Regions from separate parts of the Homo sapiens genome. Here region 1 is linked to region 2. Evidence: chromatin loops called from intact Hi-C (ENCODE). Cell type or tissue: IMR-90. All regions are shown on one strand. Links, peaks and the distances in the headings refer to the core of each region. The heading gives the core; the rest is flanking DNA. Region 1 has its middle 190 kb from the start of LINC02686. Region 2 has its middle 270 kb from the start of LINC02726.

Region 1 (12,600 bases), core at 4,283-9,282, 83 kb before region 2:
GATGGCTAATCAAACTTTGCAGGATGGAAGGAGTCTGATGAAACCAACTTGACAGTAGGTTACTGGTAATCTTCTAAGGTATGGATCCAGACCTGGAGCTCAGCATTCATCACCACTGTTGACTTGCCAGACATTCAGCAGGGGCAGTTGCCAAATTATCTTTGGTGAGAGGGATTCCATGTGGTTGGGCTCATGTGTAACCTTCAACTCTGACATCATGGGTACTCCATTCACTATGCTCACTGTGTGCAGGTGAAATGGGAGTCTGGACCACCTGTTCCTGTGATTTAGTTGTCATGTTCTGGAAAAGCCCTGGCTGGGTTTCAGATGTACTATTTCTGTCACTGCCTGAGTAAAGATCATGGGAGTGGGTGGGACAAAACGTATGTGTATGTTCATATTTGGTAGATAATGCTTAGACCAATGTATAATCCAATTACAAGAGCATACGAGTCCTATATACTCCACCAAAATTCATCAAAAAGTCACCATACCTGGTTAGCCTTCTAATTTTAGTTACTGTGATTGGTGTTTAAAGGTAGTGCTTTTTGTTTTTATTATAGTTCTCTGTGGTTGATCATATTCTCTTTGGCCTTTTAAATAATCTGTTTTGTAATGGCCTTTTCATATCTCTTGACTATTTTTCTAATTGTATTCACTATCCCTTTTCACTGTTTTGTAAGTGTTATTGATATATTCTGAATACAAGTCCTTTGTCATTTAATTGTGTTGCGAAAAATCTTCTACCAATATGTAGCTTGCCTTTTCACTCTCTTAAAAATGCCTTTTAGTGAATAGCAGTTCTCAATTTTAATTTAGTGCATCTTGTCAATTCTTTTACATCCAGTTATTGTACTTTATCTTGTGCTTAGGAAACATTTGCCTACTCAAAATCATAATCTCCTTTACCTTTATTGTTTCTGTGGGCAAATTTTTATGCAAATACTTTATTGTTTTATTTTTCATATTCAGACCTACAGTCCACACGATTTCATCTATCTTAGAGACCTTTAAGTAGAGGCCACAAATCAATGAATTTGATCAGTAGTATATTTAGTATGCTCTTATTAATAAAATATTCCTCATTCTATTTTAACAGACTTTAATGGCAATGTAATTCAGCAATTTGTAGGCTAATTTGAATTGGTTATGATTTGTTGTGGCTACTTTCTGATAATATGTATTAAGGAAATCTGTTTGAGTAAGTTAGAAACCATCCTTTCACAATAGGATAGTCTTTCGGTAATAATAGGCAATCCATGCGTCATGTAATATGGATTTTCTTATATCTCATCCTACGTTCTCACTTTCAGGTAATGCTTTTAAGTTTATAGTATTGTAGGACTCTGTGTTGACTATACTCAATTTTTAGACAAAACAGAAACAAAAACACTAAAAAACAAAATTAAAACCTTGGCTTTCTTATTTTATAAATAAATGGGTCCTCTTGTTAGAAAATCTTCTTAGGTTATCAAAACCAATAATATTTTTAACATATCTTGACAATTCAAAAAATTTGTTAATTTGTTAACTAATGAAAACATGCAACATGGTATTATAAACATTTGGAATTTATTATTTTCAGAACTTTGTTTTAAACGTCACTGCTTTAGATGCTATTGCTTTTGTCAATTAAATACAGAAGGTTTATTAACAGTAGGATTATATGATTTCTTAACACTGAGGTTATGTATTTCTTATGATTGTTATGATTCCACAATTGTTAGTGGTAAGTACTGGAATCTCAAAGCAGCATGTTACAAAGACACTGTGTTGACTCTATGAGAATGAAGCAGGGACATCCTAAAATAGTGTCAGGGTACAGAGGGCTGTTTCTAAGAAATAAATGCCTTGAACTATTCCAGTCCTTTATCGTCTGTGACATCTACCTGTGTTTTCCTTTTTGCCTTCATACCATGTAGAACAACCTAGTCACTCTTACCTCCTCATATTTTACATTTTTCATAGTATAATCCTAATCTTTAATGAAAAATTATCATATGTACAAATCCTCTCTGGTAGCTTGAACCCAATGCTGGTATATGCCTTCCTAGCATTGTGAATGGCATTTTTATCCCTGATTTTAGTTCTAATCTTCTAGTTCTATGTTAAAAGAATTCCCTACCACCACACAATTCTGATAAATTATGACAGGACACTTGTGAGCTCTTCAGGCTTCTGTAGGGCTAATGCCCATTCCACTCACATAGGTACATGAGGAGTTTATTGCTCAGTAACATTTCTTGATCTAAAGTACCTGTCACTACTTGTCACATTGCATTTCAGACTAAAGATCAGCCTGCAGCCTTGACTCAAATGGAGCCTTGAGCCTCCTGAGAGTGGTTCTGTTTCATGCAGCTGCACTTCAGGCTTGTCTGTCCCAGGTTAGGGCTCTCCTGCCTCTTAGACTGCATTGCTCCAGGCGAGGCTGTCATTACAGTTGTTTCAGCTAAGTGAAGGAAAGGAGGCCTCAACAGGCAGTTTTTTTCAAAGCATGTAATTATAGACCCATTTTGAAAGTTAAATCTATTATTGGTTCTCTGCTTTACCCATTTTTATGTCAGACTTTGAAAGCATACTTATCAAATGTTCAGATTGCAGTATCCATCTGATATTATCAGACTCTAAAAATAATGTGATTAAAGACTAAATAAAAGAATGGTTAAATATGACAAAACTACAAAAATAATATTCCATAAAACTCAGGATCCAAGTGGCTACACTTTTGGATAATAGAAAGCTATAAGATAGCATAATATGCTACAAAAATAGTTCCACATTTTGATGTGTTTTTCATGTCAGTTCACATATAGATTATTGATTTTCTTACTTGCCAGCAAACCATATATAGAATGTGCCCAGTCAAGGACATGTCTAGGGCAGATGAAGGCCCTGGAAGCCATGAAGTGTGAGAAACAGTCAAAAGAAATAATGTTAAGATGAGATCATCCAGCGTGTATAATTTTGAATGGATATCTTAGCTGTTTTTAAACACTTAAAATATTTTTACATGCAATAAACAAAAGTGAATCAGTTGGCAGTGTTGCCAAGGAGTTAGATTTCATTATAAACACTAAAATCATGTATAAATGGTAGATAAAGAGTTGCTTTTGAAAAGTGGTTAAGAACTAGCTCATTGAGTACTATTAGAGAGAAACAGACCTGGAATAGTCAAAATACAACTTAAATTTTTGGTATGTAAGGGCTCTTTTAAATCTAAGATTCAAGCTACAATAAGACTTTTGAAATTTTAATTGGCAAGTTCTAGGTAAATGTAGTGTCCTAAAACTCTGTATATGCTTCTGATTCTAAATCTCACTAAAATTATAGTAAAGGAAAATTTTTTAGAGACAAATCCACCAAGAAAGAAAGGATAAAAAAAATGACAACAGAAACAAAATATTGGAGTACAAAGTAATAACAAATGATAGAAAAAAAAAGATAAGATAATTAGAAATCCATTTTGGGAGAGCTAGTATCTAAATAATAGGTGTTCAAGGGAGGGGGACAAAAAACAAAAATCAGAAATCATTAGTAGAATAACTGTAAAGATAATTGCAGACTGAAGAACTTCAATTTCTAACCTAAAATGCCCTAAAACAGGTCCAGAAACATACATATTTGATAGCTTAAATATATACAACAAAAAAATTTTTAAAGGATTGGATTGTATTTCTAGTTTTCTTTTAAAGAGTTGCGAGGTGTTTACAGATACTCTTGTATTTCTGCTATCACTAAACTAAGAAAATTCCCCAGTTATCCTGCTAATCCAAGAAAAATGAGGAAAATGTGGAACAGATATGAACCTAATCTGCAGCATATTGAAAACTATATTTTTCAGGTACTTTCAGAAAAGTATTTGTAGTGGGATATTCCATTTATTATTTGAGAAATTAGATGTTTCAATCATAAGAATGGTTAAAATGCTGTCTCAACTGCAGACAAGCAGGATGACTTTTCCTAATACTGGGTACATCAAAAGTATTCAGTAAGATCACTGTGATTCTTCATTGTATATTCTGGATAAATCACTTGCCATTACATTCACTATCTTGTTCTCATTAGCATTTTAATGTTCTCCATAGTCACGCCTCCTATGTTTGGGGAAAACTAACCAACTTCTTCTTCTAAGCCACTTGCCAGGGAAGGCACTGTTTTATTAATGAGGCTTTAATTAAAGAGACTCCCTACTATGCATACTTCTGAGCAGTTGTAAGGCACACAGGATTTGGGAATTTGATATGTTATTTATGCACTACTAAAGGCAAGAGGGGACAGGCAGTTCTGGCAAGAATTTTCAAGAACAGTTTTGAATTATTGATTTCTGATTATGAGTGAAGTAAGAAGAAACAGGTGTCAAAGGGGATGGACCTCAGACCCAGAAATCTGGAAAGTCTAGGTTTTAGGTTTCCTCTGGATGCTTATGAAAGTCATCTTTACCTTGACTCTCTGAGGTTGCTACAAAGATACTATTTCTGTCCAATTCTATAAATACTTTTATATGTCTCCTGGGAGCTATAGTGCACTGGTCTTCCTGGCAACCACAAGATAGTGAATATTAGAGTTTGATTTTGTCATGGAGTTAGTTTCTTAGTACTTTCATAGTCTTAACTTTAGCCCTGTTTGTCCTCTGTGTTTTGTGTATTCACAGAAGTTTTCTTAGGCATATCTAAGTTTTGGTATAACACATCTTAAGTTGAGGCTTTATTTTTCCATATGAAATATATCATGAATTAATTCACTTCTCCATGGAGTCCCTATACAAGAAAAGTTTTAGATCTTATAAATTGCTTTGTCAGTTTCAGAAAAGGATACAATATACCACTTTTATTTTCTTATTTATCAGTTTTTCTTTAGTTTTCATCCTCCCTTTGTCACAGTATAATACTCTTTTATGCTGATATTTTGTTGAAATTTCTTCTTTATTTTCCATAATACTGTTTTCTGTATACCTTGCTTTCTCTATATCCACTTTCTAATTTATTTCCATTTCCTCCCTATTTTACTTTCCATTTAAATGAAGTGCCATATGGAAAGGGGAAGAAAGACTTATCACTTTGAGGAACCTGCTATATGCCACACCTTACTGTATAGTAGACATTATTCCACTGCACAATAATAGAATTTTTTTAATGAACAGACTCAGAGGTTAAGTAGTACGTCTAACCACTGGGCAGTGATGGAGAAGCATCACCCGAATAAGGGTGAGGTACAGATCTAGTGAATGACAGCAAAAGTGAAGCAGACAACCCAGAAGATACTGCCCTTTCTCTTTAGATTTCAGGGAGATTTTAAAGTTTCAAGATTTTTTAAAATTAAGATGGTGATGGTTCTATAAAGAAACAGACAGATGTTTTTCCCTGACAAAAGATTATTGCATTCAGATGGAATTTCTAATGGATGAAGTATGAGGAAAGCATCAGCTAGCTGGGAGGATACTAAGCAGAGCTGTCCCAGAGATCACGGGTGCTTGTCAAGAGGAAGCATCTTTGAGCTCCCTTTGGTGATTATAAGTGACTGTCTGGTGGTTCATGAACTCTTTAAACAGGTAGACTCATTCTGTCACAAAATCGTGTAGAAAAGACATTCAGCTTCTTGCCATAGTTTGTCTTCTCTTCTGTCATCAATCCATGGTCCTTCTGACAACTGACCTTGTAACTTTTCTTCCCATTTTTTTTTCTTACTTTTCAGATTTTATACTCAGTCATACATCTTCAACTAAGATTTTTCCTTTCATACCTCAATCATGAGTATGTTCTCTTTTGTAACTGCTCAAGTCAGGATGCTTGATGCTCAGAAGTCAAAGCGTGGAAAGTGAGGTGTGGTAAAAGGAAAGCAGCTTTTTTTTGGTCAAATGCCTGCAGGTGGGAGAATGGCCAGGATCAAGCCTCAAAGGAACCATGAGAAAAATGTGTGGGAAAAATTTAGTAGTGAAAAGGAGGTGCAGATCTGTGTGTTGTGTTATGATGGTCATCTCACATAATTGCTTATCCAGAGGTCCAATTTGCACCATTCTGACTTCAGCCCAGTAGTGGGGGGCTAACTGTAACTCCCCTTGAGCTGGAGGATTCCACAGCTGGGTCTCTCTGCCTGGCATGTTTTGAAATTGGCCTTTATAATTTCTTTTCTTTTTTTTTTTTTTTTTTTTTTTTTTTTTGATGGTGTCTTACTCTGTAACCCAGGCTGGAGTGCAGTGGCACAATCTCAGCTCAGTACAGCCTTCAACTCCTGGGTTCAAGCTATTCTCCTGCCTCATCCCCCCGAGTAGCTGGGATTACAGGTGCGTGTCACCATGCCCAGCTAATTTTTGTATTTTTTGTAGTAAAGACGGGGTTTCACCTTGTTGGCCAGGCTGGTCTCCAACTCCTGACCTCAAGTGATCCACCTGCCTCGGCCTCCCAAAGTGCTGGGATTACAGGCGTGAGTCACTGCACCTGGCTGCCCTTGGAATTTCTAAGCAAGCACATAATTAGATAAGTAAGCACTATGCATGGATGTGCATAGTGTGCACAGAGTCTCACAGTACAAGGCCACATTTGAGATTAGGAAGGAAAGGAAAAAAAAGTTTCAAAATGCAATTCAAAGGTGAAATATTTGGTTATACTCTGAGCCCATACTGGTTGATTCCGGCCCAGAATCATGAAATAGATATTCAGTGAAAGCTCAGTGAATAATTCTCCTTAATGTGTTTGCTCTGGACTCCGAAGTATCAACAAGATGTAGAGATAAACCTCAGGCATTATCGGACTTCTAGTATCAGGCAGAAGTTGAAAAGCTAATAAGTGATGCTGATATTTCCTGTTAAACACTTTGCACAACATTGCAAGAAAAGTTTGTGGAAACAGTGTTGAAAAGTTAAAATATTCAAGAAGTAACATTTTCTTATTACATTGGATGGGGCTACAGCCCTTAACAAGTGATATGAACCTTTTTTTTGTGAAAGTGTACTGTACTAGGAAACTAAAGATTACTTAGCTATTAGTAAATGATTGAAAATATATTTTGAGCTTTCAATAACAAGGTCATATGGACACACATTTCACCAAAAGGTCAAACTTGTAAATGTTTCCAGACTGAATATTCTGTGACTATGTATCTAAAAACTGTAAACTTTCCACAGTGTTTATTCAGCTAAAGCAAAATAGACTCTTAAGGAATTAGGCTGTTATCATTCTGCTAGATTTCTGAGCTCGTCTACTGGTGTCTGCCCTGTGCATATGCCCTTTGCTGAAAGACGCTAGTAAGAATTTTTTTTTCCATAGTGTTTGTATGAATACACACATCCATAATTCATCAAAACAGCCATTTGGAAAATGAATAAAACATACCAACCACGCTTCTGAATCACAGAGTTTCAGGATTGCTTATTAAAATAACAGTTACTTCTTTCAAACAGGTGTGGATTGCAGTTCTAGTATATGAATTATTTTGGAAATAACTTTCTATATTTCTCATTTAAACCTTACATTTCTTTTCTAATGAGATAGGCATCTAGAAGTCTTTTAAAAGAATAACATTTCTTGACCAAACTGATCATTTATAGCTAAATATATTTCAATATATTAAAGGACACATCTACCATGGAAAAAGAAATGTACTGTGAATTAAATACAGAAACATTTTGAATAATATTATTTTACAAGTCTGTGGAATAATTTATAAAAGTGACTATATTATAGACAGGGAAAATTGAAAGTTTTTAGAAACAACACACAGAAGGGGAAGGTTCATTGTAGTTGTGGAACAGTCAATAAGTTTAAAGAGGAAAACTCAAATAAGAGAGACTCTATAATAAGATTCAAAGGACATTGTGGGTGTGGGTGTGTGTGTGTGTGTGTGTGTATGCATATATACACATGTATATGATAGTGATACACCAGAATTTATCTGGAAAGGGAAAATGTTATTTTCCAAATATTATGACTAATTAAAGCAGGTAGAAAAAAAAACACATGAAAGATTGTGGTATATTAAAAAAAATTGCTGGGCACGGTGGCTCATGCCTGTAATCCCACAACTTTGGGAGGCCGAGGCGGGTGGATCATGAGGACAGGAAATCGAGACCATCCTGGCTAACATGGTGAAACCCCGTCTCTACTAAAAGTACAAAAAAATTAGCCAGGCATGGTGGCACATGCCTGTAGTCCCAGCTATTAGGGAGGCTGAGGCAGGAGAATCTCTTGAACCCGGGAGTGGAGGTTGCAGTGAGCCGAGATCGTGCCACTGCACTCCAGCGTGGGTGACATAATGAGACTCTGTCTCCAAAAAAAAAAAAAAAAAAACTTTTTCATGGGGGCAGTCCCTGAATTTCCATGTGCCCTTGGACCTTAGACAACTCATTTTGCTTTTCATCAACACAAAATTGTTTGCACAATAGGATAATTGTGTTGCTATCAGTTCAATAAGTGCATTTTTCTTATATATACACATTAAGAAATATGATAACTTAGATACTCAGAGCATTGATAACATAGTAGCTAATGGAAACCATCCAAGATGGGCTATGCTTGAAAGTTGAGTTTCTCTTTTCTCTATGGGCAAATATTCCCTCAGAGAGTTCAGTAGAGGGAACACCCCTAAAATCTTTACACTTGCATTGTTTGGTTCAGTTTCATAAAAAGGGCCGACTCAGAATAACAGTCTAGGCTCGTAGAGATTTATTGTGACCTTTGTTTTTCACTGGAGGATGATACATAGAGAGGCCTATTGTATTTCAGGTTTTATAGAATCAGTTGTCAATTGAGTATCCTGTAGTAAAGCCCCTAGTAGCCCGATACATGAATACTTTTGACAAAACATCACTCTTTGTCATAAGATTGCTGAACAATTTAACTCTGCTTATAAAATGACAAAATCTTCAACAAATTTTAATTTCTAACAATTGACGATATACACATGTGCATTTGTGGATATATATGTAGATATGACTATCCGTGAAAATATTAACAAGTTGAATGAGGATAGAAAACTGCAGAATGTGAGGCAGGAGAATAGGGCCTGAAGCCAGTGAACCTAAGGACCTCCTAGACCTAAATCAAACGGAAATACTTAAGCTATGACAGGAAATATCCTCTTCATTTAGATAGGGCATAACCTAGTAGATGACTTTGTAACTTTAGTTCATTCTCTTCATTTATATAGGGTGTACATCAAGTAACTAATGGAAACCTCTTAAGGGTATTTAAACCCCAGAAAATTCTGTAACTGGGCCCTTGAGCTGCTTGCTTGGGCCCGCTCCTGCCCTGTGGAGTGTGCTTTCATTTTCAGTAAGTCTCCGCTTTTGTTGCTTCATTCTTTCCTTGCTTTGTTTTTGCATTTTCTCCAAATCTTTGCTCAAAACGCCAAGAATCTGGACATCCTCCATCGGTAACAAATATAGTTACCCAAAGAAGTCTAGTAAGAAAACACATCTTTTGAATTTCTTGATATTATGCCTCCTTTCTCAGGCTGTATCAATCACAGAGAAAAGAAGCTCTTAAACATTTAAGTTATATACTTTATGTTAACAGCGTACAGTAATGCATCCTAGAAAATGCAATTATTCAATGTTTTATGAAGACTTCTGTTGTCAAAGCACAGAAATTCAGTGTTAAAAAGGGTTTCAGAGTTTCTTCTAGTCCTCTCCTTACCTAGTCCACTTTGGTGTAGGACGCAGAACTCTATTGGGAGCCATAAGTTGTGCCTATGAATTGTGGTTTTTAGATTCATTCTAACCCTTAACTGGCTGTGCTCTTCATCCCAGAGAAACAAATTTTCATCACTTGGATAGCCAATTTTAGGAATTAATTTTTTTCTCTGCAAGTTCCAAGAATACTTCTATTTCTCTACTTGAAACCTTACTGTACAATCATTTAATCTCTTTGAAAATGAATATTAGGGCAGCTCTTTGTTTTAACTTAATTTTACCCTTGAAAGAGTTATAGTTAATCTCTTTCATTTGTATAATCGGTTAGCATGGTTTATGAGAATTTTAATGAGTTAAGTAATTAGGCACTTTGTGTTTTGTATTTACATGTTAGGAAAAGCTTCCTAAATCTAATTTTACTGCATATTATCCCTGTCACGTTTCCCACTAATGTTATTTACAAATAGTTGTATTTGTAGATGTACAGAAAAGCTCCACCTAGTTGGAGTTATGCATGTGAAATTGCATTCTCATTTCATTGTAGATTTTAAAAATTATACTTTAATTGTTGTAGCTACTCCTAAAATGTCATAACAATTTAGTTATTTGTAATATAGTAAGCTTTAAGCATATTCCTTATTTCAGATCCATCTGTATAATTAAAAACCATACAATTATTATTTAGAAATCATTTAATTATTGGAGGAATGACTTCTAATATTGCTCTTTAATGATTAAATTATTTGTTTCCAAATGAGAAAATAGATTGCAGATCATCATACTGGACCATTTTAGCTCTAACTGCACTTGTAGTTTAATGTTTGAAATCTCAGTGCAGCTGTAGATGGAAAAGAATAATTCTATGTTCCACACTGAAGATGACAAGGTAAGACTATAAAGAGCAAAGTTTCATTAATCATGATAATATTAGCTGATATCACACATAAACTTGAAATCTCAGTGGCATATTTGTAGGCTGTCATACAATATATATTAAATAAGTAAATAATAATTTAACATATGATGTCAACACATCTTTCGCATTTCAGCTGGCCTCATGTATCTGGTCAGTCAGAAACTATAGGCAACGATGTCATTCAGAGTCCACTAACACTTATTGCAACTGCTCAATATAATTTAAATCCTTGACTTCAAACAGGCAGTCCTGAGAAGAATATCCTCGTCTTTTTCACTTGTATCTTTACTATTATTGCTAATCATTCCATTATCCTTGTTTAAATAATTTTCCCTGACATTATTCATGTTTTCATTCACATTCAGTCAACTTAATTTATGGTGCTTTTGTGTTTCTTTAAACACTGTAAATGAAATTGTATATATTTAAGGAGTACAATGTGATGCTCTGATATACATATACATACTAAACTAATTAATACAGTCAAGCTAATTAACATATTCCTCTCTTCACTGCCTTTGAAGCTTTACCTTGGCAGTGATTTCTTCTCCCTCATTTTTTGCTGACTTATGGAGTTCTTCTCAATGTGTGTGTGTGTGTGTGTGTGTGTGTGTGTGTGTGTGTGTGTGTGTTTTTTTTTTTTTTTTCCATGAGCCAGCATCCTTGCATGTTCATGATAGGAGATGTTCCTGGTTGTCCAAAGTCATCATGACCACCATTCCTAATTCCCTTTCTTTGAAAACATTTTTTTTTTATACTTTAAGTTCTAGGGTACATGTGCACAATGTGCAGGTTCGTTAAATACATATACATGTGACATGTTGGTGTGCTGCACCCATTAACTCGTTATTTACATTAGGTATAGCTCCTAATGCGATCCCTCCCCCTCCCCCAACCCCACAACAGGCCTCGGTGTGTGATGTTCTCCTTCCTGTGTCTAAGTGTTCTCATTGTTCAATTCCCACCTATGAGTGAGAACATGCAGTGTTTGTTTTTTTTTGTCCCTGCGATAGTTTGCTGAGAATGATGGTTTCCAGCTTCAACCATGTCCCTGCAAAGGACATGAACTCATCCTTTTGTCTGGCTGCATAGTATTCCATGGTGTATATGTGCCAAATTTTCTTAATCCATTCTATCATTGATAGATATTTGGGTTGGTTCCAATCTTTGCTATTGTGAATAGTGCTGCAATAAACACGTGTGCATGTGTCTTTATAGCAGCATGATTTATAATCCTTTGGGTACATACCCAGTAATGGGATGGCTGGGTCAAATGGTATTTCTAGTTCTAGATCCTTGAGGAATCGCCACACTGACTTCCACAATGGTTGAACTAGTTTACAGTCCCACCAACAGTGTAAAAATGTTCCTATTTCTCCACATCCTCTCCAGCACCTGTTGTTTCCTGACTTTTTAATGATCGCCATTCTAACTGGTGTGACATGGTATCTCATTGTGGTTTTGATTTGCATTTCTCTGATGGCCAGTGATGAGCATTTTTCATGTGTCTGTTGGCTGCATAAATGTCTTCTTTTGAGAAGCATCTATTCATATCCTATGTCCACTTTTTGATGGGGTTGTTTTTTTCTTGTAAATTTGTTTGAGTTCATTGTAGATTCTGGATATTAGCCCTTTGTCAGATGAGTAGATTGCAAATATTTTCTCCCATTCTGTAGGTTGCCTGTTTACTCTTGTGGTAGTTTCTTTCACTTTGCAGAAGCTCTTTAGTTTAATGAGATCCCATTTGTCAATTTTGGCTTTTGTTGCCATTGCTTTTGGTGTTTTAGACATGAAGTCCTTGCCCATGCCTATGTCCTGAATGGTATTGCCTAGGTTTTCTTCTAGGGTTTTTATGGTTTTAGGTCTAACATTTAAGTCTTTAATCCATCTTGAATTAATTTTTTATAAGGTGTAAGGAAGGGATCCAGTTTCAGCTTTCTACATATGGCTAGTCAGTTTTCCCAGCACCATTTATTAAATAGGGAATCCTTTCCCCATTTCTTGTTTTTGTCAGGTTTGTCAAAGATCAGATGGTTGTAGATGTGTGGTATTATTTCTG
Region 2 (12,600 bases), core at 2,778-7,777:
TTCAACATAAATTTTAGAACAGTTTTTCTACATATGTGAAAAATGACAGTATTTTGATAGAAATAGTATTGAACTTGTAAATTGCTTTGGGTAGTATGGCCATTTTTAAAATACTGTTTCTTTCTATCCATGACCATGGAATGTTTTTTCGATTTGTTTGTGTCTGATTTCTTTCAGCAGTGTTTTGTAATTCTTCTCATAGAGCTCTTTCATCCCCCTGGTTAGCTGTTGATATGGTTTGGCTGTGTCCCACCCTAATCTCATCTTGAATTATAGCTCCCATAATTTGCATGTGTCATGGGAGTGATGGGGTGGGAGGTAATTTAATCGTGGGGGTGGATTTTTCCCATGCTGTTCTCATGATAGTTAATAAGTCTCATGGGATCTCATGGTTTCATAAAGGGCAGTTTCTCTGCACATGCTCTCTTGGCTGCCACCATGTAAGACGTGCCTTTGCTCCTCCTTCCCCTTCCAACAAGATTTTGAGGCTTCCTTAGCCATGTGGAACTGTGAGTCCATTAAACCTCTTTTCCTTATGAATTACTCAGTCTCAGGCACTTTTTTATAGCAGTATGAAAATGGACTAATACAGTAAATTGGTACCAGTAGATTGGGATACTGCTATTAAGAAACCTGAAAATGTGGAAGCGACTTTGGAACTTGATAAGAGTCAGAGGTTGGAATGGTTTGGAGGGTTCAGAAGAAGACAATAAGATGTCATAAAGTTTGGCGCTTCCAAGAGACTTGTCAAATAATTTGACCAAAAAGTCCAGGCTGAGGTGGTCTCAGAAGGAGATGAGGAATTTACTGGGAACTGGAGCAAAGGTGATTCTTGATATGCTTTAGCAAAGAGACTGGTGGCATTTTGCCCCTGTCTTAGAGATCTGTGGAACTTTGAACTTGAGAGAGATGATTTAGGGTATCTAGTGGAAAAAAAAAAATGTGTCAGCAGCAAAAAATTCAAGATATAACTTGAGTGCTCTTAAAAGCATTCAGTTTTATGTATTCACAAAGATATGGTTTGGAATTGAAACTTATGTTTAAAAGGGAAGCAGAGCATAAAAGTTCAAAAAATGTGCAGCCTGACAATGTGATAGAAAAGAAAAACCCATTTTCTGAGGAGAAGTTAAAGCCAGCTGCAGAAATTTGCATAAGTAACAAGCAGCAAAATGTTAATCACCAAGACAATGGGAAAATATATCCAGGGCATGTCAGAAATATTCACAGCAGCCCCTCTCATTACAGTCCCAAAAACCTCAGTAGAAAAAATGGTTTCATGGGTGGACCCAGGGCCTTGCTTATTTGTGCAGTCTCAGGACTTGGTGCCCTGTGTCCCAGCCATGGCTAAAACGAGTCAAGGTACAGCTCAGGCCATTATTTCAGAAGATACAAGCCCCAAGCCTTGGCAGCTTACCAATAGTGTTGGGCCTGTGGGTACACAGAAGTCAAAAATTGAGGTTTGGGAACCTCTGCCTAGATTTCAGAGGATGTATGAAAATGCCTGGATGACCAGGCAGAAGTTGGCTGCAGGGGCAGGGCCCTCATGGAGAACCTCTGCTAGGGAAGTTCAGAAGGGAAATGTGAGGTGGGAGCCCCCACACAGAGTCCCACTGGGGCACTGCCCAGTGGAGCTGTGAGAAGAGGGCCACCATCCTCCAGACCCCAGAATTTTAGATCCACTGACAACACAATGCATCTGAAAAAGCCGCAGATACTCAAAGCCAGCCTGTGAAAGCAGTGAGGAGGAGGGCTATACTCTACAAAGCCACAGGGGTGGAGCTACCCAAGACCATGGGAACCTACCTCTTGCATCAGCATGACCTGAACGTGAGGCATGGAGTCAAAGGAGATCATTTTGAAACTTTAAGATTTGACTGTCCTGTTGACTTGCAAGGGCCCTGTATCCCCTTGGTTTTGGCCAATTTCTCCCATTTCAAATAGATCTATTTACCCAATGCCTGCACCCCCATAGTATCTAGGAAGAATCTAACTTGCTTTTGATTTTGCAGTCTCATAGGTGGAAGAGACTTGCCTTGTCTCACATGAGACATTGAACTTGGACTTTTGGGTTAATGCGGAAATGAGTTAAGATTTTGTGGGACTGTTGGGAAGGCATGATTGGTTTTGAAATGTGAGAACATGAGATTTGGGAGGGACTGAGGTGGAATTATATGGTATGGCTGTGTCTCCACCCAAACCTCATCCTGAAATGTAGCTCTCATAATCCCCACGTGTTATGGAAGTGACCTGGTGGTATGTAATTGAATCATGTGGGTGGGGTTTTCCCATGCTGTTCCCATGATAGTGAGTAAGTCTCATCAGTTCTGATGGTTTTGTAAAGGGCAGTTCCCCTGCACATGCTTTCTTGCCTGCCACCATGTAAGATGTGCCTTTGTTCTTCCTTTGCCTTCCAATATGAATGTGAGGCCTCCTTAGCCATGTGGAACTGTGAGTCCATTAAATCTCTTTTACTTTATAAATTACCTAGTCCCATGTATTTCTTTATAGTGTATGAAAATGGACTAATATAGCTATATTCCTATTTTTTTCTTTTGTGGCTATTGTGAATGGGATTGCATTCTTGATTTTGCTCTCATCTTGATCATTATTATTCTATAGAAATGTTACTGATTTTGTTTTCTGAAACATTGCTGGAGTTGTTTATTGATTCTAGGAGCCTTTGGGCAGAGACTATAAAGTTTCCTAGTTATAGAATTATATCATCTATAAAGAGAGATAGCTTGACATTCTCTCTTCCTATTTGAAGGCCTTTTATTTCCTTCTTTGGCCTGATTGCTCTGGCTAGGACTAGAAGTAGTGAAAGAGTTGTGATTACACTGAGCATCTATATCTTCTTCCTGTTCTCAAGGGGAATGCTTCCAGCTTTTGCCTATTTAGTATGATGTTGGCTGTGGGTTTGTTGTATATGGCTGTAATTATATTAAGATATCTTCTTTCATGACAGAGCTTGTTGAGAGTTTATAAATGAAAGGATGTTGAATTTTATTGAAAGACCTTTCTATATCTATTGGGATGATTATGTGATTTTTGTTTTTCATTCTTTTTATATGCTGAATCACATTTATTAAACTGTTTATGTTGAACAAGTCTTGCATCCCAGGAAGAAAGTCTACTTGATCATGGTGCATTAGCTTTTTGATGTGCTGCTGGATTTGCTTTGATAGTGTTTCATTGAGGATTTTTCCATCTACCTTCATCATGGATATTGGCTTGAAGTTTTCTTTTTATGGCATCTTTGCCAAGGTTAGGTATCAAAATGATACTAGCCTCATGGAATCAGAAAGGATTCCATCCTCCTTGATTTTTTAGGATAGTTTCAGTAGGACTCGTGCCCGTTCTTCTTTATGTGTTTGATAGAATTCAGCTGTGAATCACTCTGGTCCAGGGCTTTTTGGTAGGTTTTTTTGTTTGTTTGGTTTTTTTATGTTCAATTTCAAACTCATTTTTTTATTTTAATTTTAATTTTTTAATTTTTTATTTTTTTGAAATGGAGCCTTCCTCTGTTGCCCAGGCTGAAATGCAGGGGCACAATCTCAGCTCACTGCAACCTCTGCCTCCCAGATTCAAGTGATTCTCCTGCCTCAGCCTCCAAGTAGCTGTACAGGCATGCACCACCACACCTGACTAATTTTTTTTTTTTTTTTTGTATTTTTAGTAGAGGCATGGTTTCACCATGTTGGTCCCTCTGGTCTTGAACTCCTGACCTCAGGAGTTCAAAATGATCTGCCTCCCTCAGCCTCCCACAGTGCTGGGATTACAGGTGTGAGTCATCGCACCTGGCCTCAAACTCATTATTGATCTGTTCAGGGTTAAAGTTTCTTCCTGATTCAGTCTTGAGAGGCTGTATGTTTCCAGGAATTAATCTATTTATTCTAGATTTTCTTATTTGTGTGCTTAGAGTTGTTTGTTCATAATAGTCTCTGAGTCTTTTTTCTATGTTGATTTTTGTGGGATTGGTAGTAAGATCCCCATTGTCATTTCTGGTTGTGTTTATTAGAATTTCCTCTTATTTTTTATTTATTAGTCTAGCTAATGATCCATCAATCATCTTTATTCTTTCAAATGACAAATTTTGGGTTTTTTTGAAATTTGTATGACTTTTCTCATCACTTCATTCAATTCAGCTCTGATTTTGGTTATTTCTTTTCTTCTGCTAGCTTTAGGATTAGTTGTTCTCGTTTTCTAGTTCCTCTAGGTGCGATATTAGGTTGATCACTTGAGAACTTTCTAATTTTTTGATGTGGGCATTTAGTGCTATAAATTTTCCTCCTAACACTGCTTTAGCTGTGTCTCAGAGATTCTACTATGTTGCATCTTTTTTTTAATTTGTTTCAAATAATTTCTTGATTTCTACCTAAATTTCATTCTTTACCCAAAAATCATTCAGGATCAGACTGTTTAATTTACACGTAATTGTAGGGTTTTGAGAGATCTTCTTGGTATTGGTTTCTGTTTTTATTGCACTGTGGTCTGAAAGTGTGGTTGGTATGATTTTAGTTTTTTTTAAATTTGTTGATAATTGAATTATGGCCAAGCATGTGGTTGATTTTAGAGTATGTGCCATTTGCAGATAAGAAGAATATTTATTCTGTTGTTGTTGAGTGTAGGGTTCTGTAGATGTCTGTTAGATCTATTTAGTCAAGTGTTGAGTTTAGGTGCCAAATATCTTTACTAGTTTTATGCTTCACTGATCTGTCTAATGGTATCAGTGGGGTGTTAAAATTTTGCACTCTAAGTATCTAAGTATCTTATAGGTCTCTAAGAACCTGTTTTACAAATCTGGGTGCTCCAGTGCCAGGGGCATGTATATTTATGACAGTTAAGTCTTCTTGAAGAATTGAACTACTTATCATTATATTATATCCTTCTGTCCTTCTTTGTCTTTTTTGATCATTTTTGGTTTAAAGTTTGTTTTGTCTGAAATGAGACTAACAAATCTTTTTTGTTTTCTGTTTCCTTGATAGTTGTTTATCCATTTTTTTTTTTTTTACTTTGAGCCTATGAGTGTCATTTGCATATGAGCTGAGTCTCTTGAGGATAGCACATATTTAAGTCTTGCTTCTTGATCTACCTAGCCACTCTGTGCCTTTTAAGGGGGGTGTTTAGCCTATTTATGTTTGAGGTTAATACTGGTATGTGCAGATTTGATCCAGTCATTATGTTGTAAGCTGACTGTTATGTAGGCTTGATTGTGTAGTTTGCTTTACAATCTCAATGGTCTATGTACTTCAGTATGTTTTTGAGGTGAAAGGTAATGATCTTTCATTTCCATGTTTAGAACTTTCTTAACAATGACTCATAGGGCAGGTCTGGTGGTAATGATTTCCCTCAACATTTGCTTATCTGAAAAGGATTTTATTTCTCTTTTGCTTGTGAAGCTTAGTTTGGCTATGTATAAAATTCTTTATTGGATGTCTTTTAAAAAAAATGCTGAATACAACCACCCATTTTATTTTGGCTTGTAGCGTTTCTGATGAAAGGTTCACTGTTAGCGTGGTGGAGTTCCCTATGTAGGTAACCTACCCATTCTCTCAAGCTGTCTGTAATATTTTTTCTTTAGCATTGACTTTAGAGAATTTGATGACTATGTGTCTTGGGATTGTCAATCTTTTATCATATTTCTCAGGGATTCTCTGAATTTCTGGAATGTGAGAGTCTACCTCTCATGAGGTTAGGGAAATTTCTGTGGACCATATCTTCAGATACATTTTACAAGTTATTTGGTCTCTCTCCTTCTCTCTCAGGGATGCCAATGAGTTGTATGTTTGGTCTCTTTATATAATCCCATATTTCCAAGACATTTTGTTCACTTACAAATTTTTTTCTCTTTATTTTTGTCTGATTGAGTTGATTCAAAGGGTCTTCAAGATCTGAGATTGTTTCCTCAGCTTGGTCCATGCTGGTGTTAATAATTCCAGTTGTATTATGCAATTTTTGTTGTGAGTTTTTCAGCTCTATCAGATCAGTTTTGTTCTTTCCTAAAAACGCTGTTTTGTCTTTCATGTCTGGAACTGTGTTATTAAATTCCTTAGATTTCTTGAGTTGGATTTCAGCACTTTCTTTAATGTCAATGATCTTCATTGCCATCCAGATTCTGAATTCTATGGCGTCATTTCAGCCATTTCATTCATGTTAAGAATCATTGTGGGGAAACCAGTGTGGTGTATGGAGGTCAGAAGACACTCTGGCTTTTAGAGTCGCCACAGTTCTTATGCTGGTTCTTTTTCATGTGTGTGAGCTGATGTTCTTTTAACTGTAATTATAAATTGAGTACAGTCATTTGGCTTCATTTCTGGATGTTTTCAGAGGGCAAAGGTTTTTTGCAGGGTCTTTATTGTGGCTGAAATCTTGATGTTGTTTTTCACAGGAAGGGATATTAGCAAATTATTTTTGGTGTTATAGTTTGAGATTTAATTCAGTAGATGGTGCTTAAATGTAATAGGCAGTAGGTAGGCTCTTACTCAGCTTCGTGGTTCCTATGTGTAATACTTTCTTGCATTTGCAACTGTGCTACTTCTCAGTGCTCTGAAAGTGTGGGCTCCTCTTCCATTCAAGCCTGGCACTCAGGCTGCACACTGCAGCTCTTGGGTGATCTCAGGCTTTTTGTTCCCTCCCCATCTTGGGGGCAGCAGGGTCAGTAACCTGGACAGTGGCAATGGCAGAGGGGCTGTCAGTTGCTTCTGGCTCCACCTTAGAGAGACACAAATCCACTGCCAGTGGGGATGTTCAACCAGAGGTAGGGCAGTTGCACTGCGGGATCCAAACCAGGGGACTTGCCTGGTGAAGAGCAGGGTCCAGGGACTCACAAATTAAAGAGTCTGGCCTCCCCTCTGTATGGTAGCTATAGCATGCTAGAGGTATAAGCAAAGTGATCAGGGTCTTTCTTTATTTCCCAGTCCAAGGGCAGCAAGGGTGGGTATTGCTGCAGTGACAATGACAGAGATCCTGTCAGAGTTCTCTGGGAATTTCACCCCAGAGTATTGCAGAGCCATCACTGACTGAAGTGATCAGGTGGGGCTAGAGCAGCTGCACTAGGGGCCCAGGTTGGGAGGTCCTGCCCAGTGAGGAACAGCAGGCACAGGGACCTACAAAGAAAAGAGACTGGCCACTTTTCTGTATGCAGCACGCTGGAGGCCCAAGAAAGTTCTTGGGCTCTTTGCTTCCTTCCCTGCCTGAGGGCAGCAAGGGCAGGGGCCTCAGCAGTGCAAACACTGCAGGCCTATCAGTTACCTCTGGGAGCTCTGTCCTTGAGAAATGCAGAGCTCCAACCAACTCAAATGCTCAGGTAGGGGTAGGGTGGCCACCCTGGGGTCCAAGGACAGTGGGCCTTGCCTGGTGAGGTACAGCAGAGGCAAGGCCTTTCTTCTGTCTGCTCCTTGGCAACATGGATGCAGCTCCTATCCTGGGGGTATGTGAGAGAGCCTAGCCTTGCTTGTTGGCAGAGCTATAGCAGCTGGTGCTGGGGTGCTTAAGGATCTAAGACCCTTGGGGTTCCACATGATCCTAGGCAGCAGCTCTGCCCAGACTCCATGCAGCTCTCTGTGTCGGTCTGGAGGCCCCAGGGGTGAGGGTAGCGGGATTTCCTGTGCCCAGGATTGCAAAGGTCCTTGGCAGAAGTGTAAATCCCCCAGGGCTCTCACTCACTCACCCTTTCCCTGTGATGGGAAACCTTCCTTGCTTATGCACCAATCCTAGGGAGGTGGCTGTCTTGCCTTGCTCTTTCCTGCTCTTTGTTAGCTGCTATTGCTTCCTTGGTGCATCCCAACATGGCCTAGTCAATGATCCACTTAAAAAGCTACTGTTTACTCGCCACTCTCTCTCTCCTTTCTCTCCTTTCTCTCTGTGAGAGTGGTGTGCACTAGATGCTTCTAGTTAGCCATCTTGGCACCTCGCTGATCCTTTCAATACATGGATACTATTTATCTCTCAATTGTTTAAGCCTTATTTTTTCTGTAAGACTTGCATAATTTTTACCATACAAATCTATAAAATACTTGTTAATGTAATATCCAAGGATTTTTTGGGGGGGTACTATTATAAGTGGTACTGTTTCATTATTATCTCAATTTCCAGTTGAAATAAAATTGAAATACCAGCAACCAGCTAGTATACAGAAGTTAAATTGATTTTAATATATTGGTCTTTTATTATGTGATTTTCCACAGCAGTTACCAGACTTTAGAGCTTTTTTGTGGATTCGTTTGGATTTTCTATGTAGACAATAACCAATAACAACATCTACAAAAAGAAAGAGTTTTATATTTTCTTTTCTAGTTTATTTTATTTCCTATTCTACTAGCTAATTTCTGATACTAGGTTGAATAGGAATGATGAGAGAAGAATATGTTTCTGAAGCATCTCTTGCTCCTTTGTTGCTCATTTGGAAGTAGTGGTACTTTTCCTAAGGAGAATTTAGATGGTACTGTTTCCAAGTTACTTGTTCCACAAATACTTTTTCCAAATTACTTGTCCATTGGGATTTGGGAAAGTGGAGTTATAACATGGTCAAAAGATAAAAGCCAAGAGAAAGGAAAAATATGAAAGAATATGAGTCCTATAAAAAAAGACAGGAAAACTAATCAAATAAGGACATGAACAAACCGGATGTCATCAATCTCAAACAGGATAAGGCTGTTGATATTTTCTCCATATACTATGCACAAAATGGTATATAAGGCAGAAAATTCTAAAAGTACTGATGTTGTCTTGTTTTATTTGAGAGCAGTTGATCTCTTTCGGATGTTATTAGACAAGACCATACTCTTGTGGATTGATAATGCTTTTTTTTTTTTTTCTCTGAAAAAGTGGGTATTTTACTGTTAACAATGGTATCTAGGAAAGGGTCAGGGTCCAAGATGTTACAACTAAGGAAAGCGGCTGTAAAAGGCAGGCATGGAGACACTCTTCTGTAAAGCATTGTCACCACCATTGCTATTGGGAATGGGGAAAAAGCTGACAAATGTTACAAGGAAACGGCCCTGCTCTCAATAGAATCCCCACGGAAGTAGGGTTGGACATGCAGGATTTATTAGAAATGTTAAATTATTTCTATTTTATGTTGTACTTCTCTTTGCTTGTATCTAAATCTATAATACTGTTTTACCACAATTTGCCATCTGGTCTCAGCTGTTATTACAGGCGTTAAAAACAAAGATCATTGAGCATAGTTGATACAAACAGTAGCAGCCGGAGGGAGGATGCATGTCCACAAACTTAAGAAGGCAGCTAATGAAAAGAGCAGAGACCTTTGGAAAAAGTGGACAGAGGCCATTTCGAACAGAGGACCCCTTACCGAGGACAGGTTTGTAACATGAGAGGATCCTCTTATTAGTCCAGTATGTACTTAACAACAGTGACTTTAGGAACAAATAAGTAAACAGAAAAACAGGACTCCCCACAGTAAAACAGAAGGAAGGAATGGAGTAACACAAATTTGGTTTATTAACAAAAGGAAAACCTTAAACTGATGAAATAAGGGTACCAGATTCATATTATAAAAAGTTGACTCACTCTAGAATTATTCATTTAAAATGGTAATTTGTGTGCCAAAATGGAAGTAAGATAACTGAAGCATGAACAAAGAATTAAAAACAAAACACATAAAATTAATGTAATATTTTGGGAGAATAGAAGCAAATGTATTAAATTTTTCAACTGTCATTAAACGGGAAAGTATTTTGAATTTAAAGGGGACTACATTAGACGTTGTGTCTGAGCCAATTTGTGTTCTTTATGACGCTTCTTTGGGCCTGTGATTCCCGGGATCTAGACAAACTATCTAAAGGCTCAGCATTTGTTCCTGATAATGAACAGAGCAGCCGGCTGTCTACTGGGTGCTTGTTTGAAACTACTTGGATTCACAATTGCAGTGCCTATGGGATATTACACGCTGAGTTTGTGCTTGCCAGTTATATTTAATCTGTCTGAAAATGAGATCATAAAAGGAATTTCCTGATTAGTCTTGTATGGCAAATCATATTCTTGGATTGCTCTCAAAGCAGCTGCAATCATGTTTAGAAAAATGATGAAAACTCCTCCTCTTCCCACCACCAGCATACATTCAGAGGGATAACTTCTATGGCAGCTCTTCATGTTTTCATTCATCAAATATTTGTTAAGTGCTTATGGTGGTGTGCTGACCACTTGGAATACAGAAGGACATATTTTCCTTTGTCAGTAAGTCCAGTCCAGAGATCAGAGAGAGAAGCAAATAGATAATTACAATGCAACCATCAGCAAAGCTACTTGACTATTGGCAGCCACAGGGTACTGTTTAATCCCACCGAGATGCTACCATTATACATCCCTATCACAAAAGAGGCTTTGCATCTATAATAAGGATGGTGAGAGGGAGGCTGTTTTCAGTGGAAAAAAAAAGGTGATGCTTCTGAGTGATAGAGTTTTTTGTTTTTTTTTTTTTTACTTTACACAATATTTGTTTAATAGGTGTAATTGTGCCAAGGGGAAGTGCAAGATTTTCTCTGAGAGACAGCATAGGCATTAAACAGATATTATAGAGTAGCAATGGGAAATAAAGGTCTGTCAGGCACCATTCATCTCCCTAACAAACACCCAGGGCATACATCACTAATGGAGCCCACATAGGCACTTTCCCCTTCTCAATAAACTGTTCCAAGCTGTCACTACCAGCCATCAGGCCCCTGTGTGAAACAACATTCATATATTCTCTTAGAGTAACTCTGTTTCTTGTACAGTGGAGAGAGTCTGTTTCAGTTTGCAATCTCCCTGAAATGTTCGGAGAGATGGATGACAACACTATTGCAACAAGCCCTGGGGCTGTTTTTTTGTTTGACTTTTAAGTATTTGTAGGGGCTATATTTTGAAGTACAACACAGTATCTTGTCATTCTATCCTAGCTGACTGAACTTAAGGGTGAACTTCAAATAAATTCTACTTTTCTTTTGATATTTTTCAGCTAAAAAGTAGGGTTATAGTATTCTTGTCTGCATATATAAGGATTTCCAATCCTCTATTTTTTTAACATCTGTAATTACATTTGATAGGTTAGGTATATGTCATTTTCTCAGAGACATTTTCCTTGGTCACTATATGTGGTGAAATCATATTCTTGATCTTTTGCCCTAATGTATTTTTCTTAATAGAATATGACATTCTATACATTTATTTATTTAATTATGCATTTTCTCTCTCTTCCACTAGAATATAAGCTTTAAAAAAGCAGAAAATTATGTCTGTCTTATTTACCATGCAACCTCAGTGCCTAGGATCACACTTTTCAAATATTTAATGCTTAATTGAAATAGGAAATAATCCTGAGAGACAGGCTTGGCTAAATCTACACTTTGTAGACGAGAAAGCAAAATCATAAGAGTGTCTTGACTTGCTTGAAAGTACACACCTAGCTGGTGAACAGCACCATCCCTTCCCCTTTTCTGCCTTCTTTCTGGGTTCCTCCAAAGCTTAAGGGTACATAGGACTTGATTATTTGTTCTCATTCAATGTGTTGTTAAGGAGATACAACCAGAAAGTCTCTAATAAAACTTGACATTTATTTAAAGAAACTGTTTGATACACAGAGAAATCTGAAAATAATGGAGTCATTAATTTTTAAAAAAAGAGTAACAATTTTATGGCTAGCCATAACATGAGGGGTTTGGACAAGAATCTATACAATTTATTAAAGTTTCTCTCTTTAGAAAGCTCAACAGCTCAGAAAACTATTAAAACAAATTTCAGAGGCTTTCTTTATGGTTGATAACTTGCCAGTTAAATCTCCCAAATTATTTCAGTTCATCTTTTATTTGCACAACACCTACTATCACAGTATCCATTTAATTGACATAATCCTTAATGAGCATTTAAGAAAGGGATGAAATTAGATTTAAATTATTTTCTTACTTTTAATTACCTTATTTTGTCGATGCAAGTTTATCCCAAGTTTTCCTGCTTTCAAATAATTATGATTTCCTTTGGAAATAATTCTAGATTTTAATGTTAAAGTTGCTACCGTCTATAAAATATTAAAACAAGGAAAGAGGGCTTTTACATATGTTTGAGATCTCTTTAGATTTGCCCATGTCTACTTTTATGATTATATAAAGAATGCCATATTTTTTCTAGTTGCCTCAAGTGCATAAATATGATGAAGTGAATAAAGAACTTGACAAGAGTTTTTGAATGTTTGGCTTTATCTGAACTCTCAAGAATTCTGTTGATTAAAAGCAGAATCTAAAGTTTTTATATCTGCTATTTTAATGCAGCAAACGTGAAATAATCTGAAGTAGAACATAAAAGAGAGTTCACCATCTCACAGATATCTACTCTGGCCAAACTCAATAGCCACACAGCTTTTTTCTTCTAAAGCTTTTCAAAACACAAAGCTATCACAATATAGGCTTAAGCTCATTGGAATGGCACCCAGATGTATTTTTTACCCAGAGCTTTTTCAGTTTCATTTACTTTCTTAGACCCTTGAGAGATGAGAAAACCACCAATGAGGCTAAAACATCTCCATTATATTCATTTCCATCCTTTCTTTTGAACACTCAGAGAGGGTAGCAAATTGCTTGGTGGTGAATCATTTCCCAACTATCCCCT

What was found. Peaks named below come from ENCODE experiments on the same cell type or tissue, not always from the same donor. Only the 100,000 strongest peaks of a DNase experiment are listed, where the experiment ranks them.
Region 1: a loop joins it to region 2, with 2.5 times the contacts of the local background. A loop is called at or near these places in 3 of 110 quality-filtered maps.

What each region holds. Positions count from the first base shown.
Region 1 is chr11:24,072,796-24,085,395 of GRCh38, reverse strand. No RefSeq gene overlaps it. Among named protein-coding and RNA genes, the nearest start is that of LINC02686, 190 kb to the left of the region's middle. In IMR-90, for the core only: no CTCF peak of the experiment used is centred there; a DNase peak (open chromatin) is centred at 7,145; H3K27ac peaks cover 2,953 bases.
Region 2 is chr11:23,988,732-24,001,331 of GRCh38, reverse strand. No RefSeq gene overlaps it. Among named protein-coding and RNA genes, the nearest start is that of LINC02726, 270 kb to the right of the region's middle. In IMR-90, for the core only: no CTCF peak of the experiment used is centred there; a DNase peak (open chromatin) is centred at 5,251; H3K27ac peaks cover 2,289 bases.